3 separate regions of the Mus musculus genome follow, and all the other regions are linked to region 1. A link is a loop called in an ENCODE intact Hi-C map of the cell type or tissue named here. Cell type or tissue: heart. All regions are shown on one strand.

What was found. Peaks named below come from ENCODE experiments on the same cell type or tissue, not always from the same donor. Only the 100,000 strongest peaks of a DNase experiment are listed, where the experiment ranks them.
Region 2: it touches region 1 in a loop (2.5-fold over the local background); 4 of 42 quality-filtered maps call a loop at or near these places.
Region 3: a loop joins it to region 1, with 2.5 times the contacts of the local background. A loop is called at or near these places in 2 of 42 quality-filtered maps.

What each region holds. Positions count from the first base shown.
Region 1 is chr13:95,666,490-95,668,989 of GRCm38, forward strand. It overlaps Iqgap2 (IQ motif containing GTPase activating protein 2), which reads right to left. Exons shown (of 36, transcript NM_027711.1): 22 at 1,879-2,028. Among named protein-coding and RNA genes, the nearest start is that of Gm33074, 4.4 kb to the right of the region's middle. In heart, a CTCF peak has its summit at 996; no DNase peak of the experiment used is centred here; H3K27ac peaks cover 608 bases.
Region 2 is chr13:95,388,966-95,391,465 of GRCm38, forward strand. No RefSeq gene overlaps it. Among named protein-coding and RNA genes, the nearest start is that of Aggf1, 15 kb to the left of the region's middle. In heart, a CTCF peak has its summit at 1,389 (motif pointing right); no DNase peak of the experiment used is centred here; H3K27me3 peaks cover 327 bases.
Region 3 is chr13:95,374,358-95,376,857 of GRCm38, forward strand. Aggf1 (angiogenic factor with G patch and FHA domains 1) reads right to left here and starts at 1,000. Exons shown (of 14, transcript NM_025630.3): 1 at 489-1,000. The coding sequence starts at 701. In heart, no CTCF peak of the experiment used is centred here; a DNase peak (open chromatin) is centred at 1,004; H3K4me3 peaks cover 1,704 bases; H3K27ac peaks cover 1,487 bases.

The sequences.
Region 1 (2,500 bases):
GTGTATACAGAGAGAGAGGAATTCACACAGAAAGATGGGCCACTCTTCTTCTCACTGCTCGTGAGAAAAGACAATGGTCAATGTTAGTATGCTTGGCAGCTAAGACTCACTCAGGATGCCCTAGCTGCGTGGCCTGAAGGTTTCCAAGAAAAACCAGATCCTGGTTTCTGTTGCTACTCTAGTTTTGAGATCAGAGTGTTGGGATAAAGTTCTGTGCATAAAATACCCTGGACTCTATTTTCTTTTTAATTTAAAAACTTTTTTTTTAAATGTGTGCGTCTGCTTGCCTGCATGTGCACTTTATGTGCAGGTGTTGGAGACCACGAGAGGGTGTCAGATACCCCAGAACTGGAGTTACACATACCCCAGAACTAGAATTACAGACGCCAACTCAAGTGGATGCTGGGAGCCAAACCTGGGTCATCTGCAGTGCTCTTGGCCACTGAGCCATCTCTCCAGCCCAGGACAATGTTTTCCTAGACTGCTAGCCTCTTTTCTACTGATAACTAAATGTAGGTATCATGGTTTTAAAAGAATTTATTTCCCCGTGTAGCTCGTGCTAGAGACACAGACCTAAGCACGTCCTCTCCTGGCTGGACAGCTGTGGAGAAGAGTCCCGACTAACGTGTGATCATAGGGCGACAGGAATCCAGGCCATTTTCTTTCCTACCATTTCATCACTGGCCTTGGACTCAAGGAGAGGTAAAGGCCTGGACTACAAGCAGCTGAGGAGTTCCTCCGACTTAAACACTCAGCCACGGCTTGACCACTACTCTAAATTGGATAAGCAAAGCATCTCTGCTTAAGGTGGCCACAGTGGAGGTGGCGGTGGGGGCGGGGGGGGGGCAGGGGGCGGGGAGCAGGGAGCGGGGAGTGGGGAGGGGCTCTTCCTTTAGGGAAAGGTTGCAGGTCAGGAGTGAATTGCACAGGCAAAGGTAAAAGCACGGATATTTTTCCTCCTATGCTGCCACATAGTGGCCATCAGAGGCACATATATCCATTTGAAGTCATTCTCCAATCTGTTATTTAGTACTTTCCGTGGGGCTCTTGCATGCAGTGAGTTCTTCTAAGTATCCGATCCAGGGAACAACAAAGGTTCAGGCACCTGCAGGCCTGGAGCCACACAATGAACTACTACTGGCCCACCTCTTTGAGGGTGGGTGGTTTTCCTGCTGGTGTGGAGTCTGCTGCTAATGGCTTGTACTTGCCCAGGTCCCTCAGTGTGTAATCAGATTGTCAACAGGGAACAAACCAATAGCCAGCCCATCAAAGTCCAACCATAATCCGGTACCCTGGATGCCATGTCAAATTATGACTCATTCGGCTCAGAAAATAATGCCATGAAAATAATGACGTCAAAATAGTCCCACCTCTCTGGCTCTGGCTCCCAAAGGAGGAGGTCTGTCCCTGGCACAGATTTGCTTTTCTAGTGACTAGTTTTGTCATCGGTTGACATGAAACCTTTAATGGCATGCTGAGGTCATCATGATGAACTTCACGTTGCTTCTGCACATCACTGAGGTACAGTGCAGTTGTGAAGGGAGCGAGCCTGAAGGCTAACTGCCTGCATGCTGCCTACTGTTTATTGGTTGGGTCTGAGGTTTTTCATCTGCAGTATGGGAAGAATGCCATTCCTTATCCTGATGCTCAGGGCTAGGTCAAGAATTCAATGAGTTACTCTACATAAAGCACCTAACGTTAACGGTTAGTACTTAGTAAAGCATTTCCTAAGCTATTATTATAAATGTTATACAAAGCTGTTATTATGATGTTCACATAGAGCATGTAACTAAGCTGTTGGCTGGAGCATGGGCGAGGATCCATAGTGGGAAGCTTGTTGTTTATCCACAAGCCAGAGTGGAGGAGAAGCTCGCTCACCTGGAGGAGGTAGAACAGTTGCTGGTAGGTCTCCAGTGTTTTCCGTCTCTCCTTACTCAAGCTTTTAATTCCCTTGTTGTCAGTGTTATTCAGTATTTCTATTTCACCACCTTTTTTCTTATTCAGCTTTTTTCTGTGTGAGATTACATCCTGTGAAGAATTTTATGACATCGTTATTTTTACCTTGGTACACTTTATCATTTTCCTACACACACACACACACACACACACACACACACACACACACACACACACACACACACACACATTCTGTCTCTGTCTCTGCCTCTCCCCCCCACAACCTCCTTGGGTTTGAATAGGATGGCCCCCATAGACCTCAAGTGTTTGAATGCTTGGCCCATAGGGAATGGCACTATTAGGAGGTGTGGCCTTCTTGGAGTCAGTGTAGTCTTGCTGGAGGAAGTGTGTCACTGTGGGAGTGGGCAATGAGGTCTCATATACTCAAGCCCTGCCCAGTGTGGAACACATTTTTCTGTTGCCAGTGGATCAAGATGTAGAACTCTCGGCTCCTCCAGCACCACGTCTGCCTGCATGCTGCCATGCTTTCTGCCATGATGAAATGGACTGGACCTCTGAAACTGTAAGCCAGCCCAATTAAAAA
Region 2 (2,500 bases), 280 kb before region 1:
TCCCATCCCCTCTCTTCCCCATAGTATGGATTTAACCCACTCTCCTTGTGTGAAATGTCTAGAAGTGACTCTAATGTTCCCATACGGGAACGGCCTCTTGCTCCACGACTCTCTAAAGTTATCTCACATATTAACCGCGAGTGTCTCACTCCATACGGAGACACCGTGAGGAGCAGAGACCTATTTTATAATTGTCTCTCCAGAGCCGAACACAATACGGGACACAATCAGCAGGTCAATCGTGTATCAAAAATGACCTCAGCAAAACTTTTGTCATCCTTTCCATGGAAACTCTGTTGGTCCAGTGCCAGGCACCTAGCTAATTCAGACAGAAACTGATTTCAAATGACTCATATGTGTCAAACGTAGGAGAGGTACTTGCTCTCCACATCCCGAGGCTGTAAGTTTCTGGCTTTAATGAAATTCAGAGTGTTCTTTTTGTCCTTATCCCAAGCTCCACCCGGTCTCCTGAACCAAATAACCGACAGTCAAGTCACTAGTGTGTCCCTATGTCTTTCAAGTCAGTTTCAAATTTTCCAGAATTAATCCACTCCAGATACCACTACTTGGCTACTATCTCTCGTCTTATCAGCCGTGCAGTTGGTGGGGATAAAGGTATCCATGATGATACCTATCTCTGTGACTCCAGGGCTGAGAGTGATTGGAGGGTGAGGAGAGGGTCGCAGAGCCCTCCCCTCCTTTGATGCACTCTGTAGCATGAAGGTTCTGGTGCACAAAATATGCCTGGGGTGGTACTGAGTGTTGCAAAAAAGTAGAGATCAAGAGTTCTGCACACAGCAGGACACTGCACACTGTATTTATCATTATTATTGCTTTTGCCAGTGTCTCTTCGGGTCCTTAAAGCTTTTTGCTTTGGTGTTTTGTTGTTTTGTTTTGTTTTGTTTTGTTTTGTTTTGTTTTGTTTTGTTTTTGAGTCTAGGTGTCACATGTCCCAGGCTGGCCTTAGTAGACCTTATGTAACCAAGGATCCAAGAACGTCTTTGAACTTTCGATCCCCTGCCCCCACTCCATTTGAACTTCTACTCTTCATGCATCGACCTCACGAGTACTGAAATTGAAGGTATGTTCTACCGTGTAGGTTTATGCAGTACTGGGGTTCAAACCCAGGGCTCCGTGCATACTGGGCAAACACCCTAACAACTGAGCGACACTTCGAGACTCCCCACCCCCACACACGAATTTTTAAGTTAACAAAATCTGTCTATATTAGAAATATACGAGACTGCCATGGAAATCGTTTCACAAAGTCTTACTTATTCATTTTGCTCCCCAAAGCTGGGGTGACAGTTGAGGCATTGCTTGCCTTAGATTTTCAACAAGGAGCATTTGGAGAACTTTGTTCTCCGCCATGCTACTTCCTCACGTGTCCAGCAGGTGGCAGGCTTCTCAAACATAAGTGCTTCTGGGAGCCTGAGCCGCATTCCCCCAGCACTGCAGTCTGTTTGCTTTCAGAAATCCAGTATTACCTTTAAGGAAAAAAAAAATGCTTTTAAGGGTCTGAAGAAATTCTTGACTGTGTGACCGCAGTGACACAGTCAAGGAAAGGAACGTCCGTGGTTTCCGTATTTATTATCAGTGGTAAAGCTGTAGGAAGCGCTAGAGAACGCTAAGAAGGGCCCTGTTCTGAAATGCACCCCACAAAAGAGTGAAGACAAAGAAGGCTGTTTCACCAGGTAAAGGTGCCCGCCTGCTGCTTACCCTGGCGGCCAGAGTTAGATACCACATGGTAGAAAGAATCGACCAACTGAGCCAGACATAACAGTCATAACAGCCAGTCCACACTGTCTTGACGTCCTATAAACTTGTTGTAAGCCAGTGTTCAACAGAGAGCCACAAGTTCCTTTCCACCCTGCAGTCTCAGGAAACTTTATTCATGGTAGGAGGATGAATGCTAGGAGGAGAGCCAAGTAAGTCATTTCCATGGTTTTCTTACTAGGGCTACTACACTCTAGAACAGTGCTTCTCGCCTTCCTAATGCTGCGACTACCCTTTATACAGGGATTCCCCCCACCCCAGCCATAGATTTTTTGTTGTTGTTGTTGTTGATACTTCATATTTGTAACTTGCTACTGTTGTAGACTGTAATGTAAATGGTTTTAGAGATGGAGCTTTGCCAAAGGAGTCACGACCCACAGATTGAGAACCACTGCTCTATAGGCTACACGGTCCTGGCCCCATTTGATAATGTTTTAGATTCATTGTCTTCCCAGTGACCTCACATAAAAGCTACCGTGCCACGGGGTCACCAGCCTGCAACTCAGCCTAGATCATGGTCGCATTCAGGGAAAACAGCGCATCAGACTGTCATTATGAAGCTGTGAGTCTCATCACAAACACCTACACTAATGCTTTTCTCTAAAATCCTCAGAAACATATAATCAGCCTGAAAATAAAGGAAACGCAAGTCAGAGACATCACTTTCTGGTTCACACAGCATCCATTGGTCTTGGCCACGCACTTACAAGGATGCTATAGGATA
Region 3 (2,500 bases), 290 kb before region 1:
TAAGACCTAAGCCAGGCTGACCTGCGTAGATTCTCAATTGAATCCCAAATGTGTGTGTTTGGGGGGCGAAGGGGGGGGGCGGTGGAGAAAAATGCAAGCCCACAACCTCAGCACTTGGGAAGTGTTGACATGGATCAAAAGTTGAACTTCAAGGTCATCCTCTGTTACACAGCAAGTTCAAGGCCCCAAATGGAGATTTCGTATCAACCAAAATAAGAATTAAAAACTCAACCAAACAAAACAAATAACAAAAAACTCTTAAACGTGACCCCCCCCCCCAAATAAATGCGCCCATTGCCAGTAGGACAGACGATCAAGACCATGTAGCCCATGCTGAAGTTCATTCTCGCCTGCCCTGAGACAACTGCCCAAACCAATTGGCTGGCACTGGCCAACTGGCTCCACAGGTCTTTGGGATTTTGACCAGCTCTGGGCTGTCATGACTTCCCAGGGTCCGTGGAGCAGGTCTGGCCCCGGCAGCCGCGTACCTGCGTGCGGAGCTCCTGGTTGTCGCTCTCGGCGTTGCGGTAGAGTCGCTCCGTGTGCTGCAGCAGCTTCTCCACCTCCCGCACCTGCCTCCGGCAGCTCCGCAGCTCGCGCTCCAACTTCTCCACCTTCCGCCTGAGCTGCGCCAGCTCCGGCTCCGGAGAGGCGGGCGGCGGCGGAGAAGGCGAAGGCGGCGAGGGCGCCTCGGAGGCCATGCGGCCGTGAGCGCCGAGCCCGCGGGGCGCGGACCGGGCTGCTTAGGACGACACCGGGGCCCACTGGCCCAGGGGCCACTGGAGCGCGCGGGCTGCGAGGGGCGGCCTCACGCTCGGACGACCGCAGCGGGCCCCGGCCATGTCGCCCCCGAAGACGGCGGCCGGGACTGCGAGCTTGGGGACGAAGCCGACTCTACCCGGGCCGCGCGGACACCCGCCCGGTGACAGTCTCCGGGAAGCCAGCGGACGGGAGAACTAAAGCGAACCCAGCGGAAGCCTCTAGTTCCGGGCTGAGCCGGAAACGCTAAGCCGGAGGAGGGCGGAGCCAAGACGGAAAAAGGAAGCGACGGAAAGCTAGAAGGGTCTGATCGCGCTGGTACACGGGGCTAGGAGCTGGGTACAAATTGGTGTTTATGTGCCCAAACAACGGCCTGTGTTTTTACTTCCGATTGTTTCCCTTGTATTGTAGTGTAGGAGTTTGAGTCCGATTGGTGAAATGTTTCCCCATTCAAAATCGAGGGTTCTTCCAATGTACAAGTATTCTTAGAAGTGCACTTTGTAAGTTCGCCTTATAATGGGAACTTTAACATTGAATTCTCTTCCCAGACTAAAGGGATTCACACGACATAGCTTTGTTAAGAGCATGTCCTTTACATAGCTTTGCAAGACCATCACTATCATCTGTCCCGTTCCTGTTACTGGAGGACTACTTATGAGCTCTCCTTTAGTCTGTTACCATAAAACAACCATATAATCGCGATGGTTCTGTAGGATGCCTTTTTTTTAAAAAAAAAAAAAATATGAATAAAAAAACCTTACTTTTATACATAGTCAGTATGTGACCCAGCAAAGCCACTCCTGACTCCCAGTCAACATATCACAGAGAGACTTGGCATATTAATTATAATAGCTAAGTTACAAAACCCGACAAGGTGACTAACAACAGTGTTGTGAATTAAGGAAGATATGGCATATATACGCAATGTATTTTTAAACGATAAATTAAAATAAAATTAAGTTATTTGTAGCAAAATGGTTTATATTTACAAATAGATATATCTGGAGATACGGAATTAAGCCAGTTCCAGAAAAGCAAATACCATGTGTTTTCTCTTACACATGGTTCCTAGGTTTTGTATAGATTTATAAAATCATTTATCTATATTATCTGATCTGCTAATAGCATAAATAGATAAGGATAAAGATAATTATTTTTATGACATGAGAGTAACAGCAACTGTGTAGGGGAAGAGAAGAGATTAGTAAGGGGGAGAAATGAGGCCAAGGTAAAGGAAAGAATATACTTAATGTAAAAAAAGTATGAAAATGCCCTTATGCGACACAGTACTGTGTACAGTGAATATATACGATGGGGCTTTTTAAAAGACTGAAGAGAAGTATTTATTTTCATTTTGTGAATTTTTCCAGTGTTCGGCTACAAAGGTTAAATAAAATCTTTACTCAAAAGTACAGAGTCACATGTGGTGATACAAGCCTGTGATTCAAGTACTCAGAAGACAGAGGCAGGTGAACTGACAGCCTGTGGCAGAGCAAGTCCCTGGCCTGCCAGAGCTGCAGAGCAAGAAAAGCTGAGGCAGGAGGATCCTGGGTTCTTGTCTGGCCTAGGCAACATAGCAATATGCTGTCCTGAAGAATAGCAACAATCTTAGTAAGAAACAAAGAGTTAGGCTTGGGTTTAGCTCAGTAGTAAAGCTTGTGTTAACATAAGTGAGACCCTAGGTTTGATACCCAGTACCAAAACACACATAAACATGTGGGAAGCCACATGTGCCGTTGCC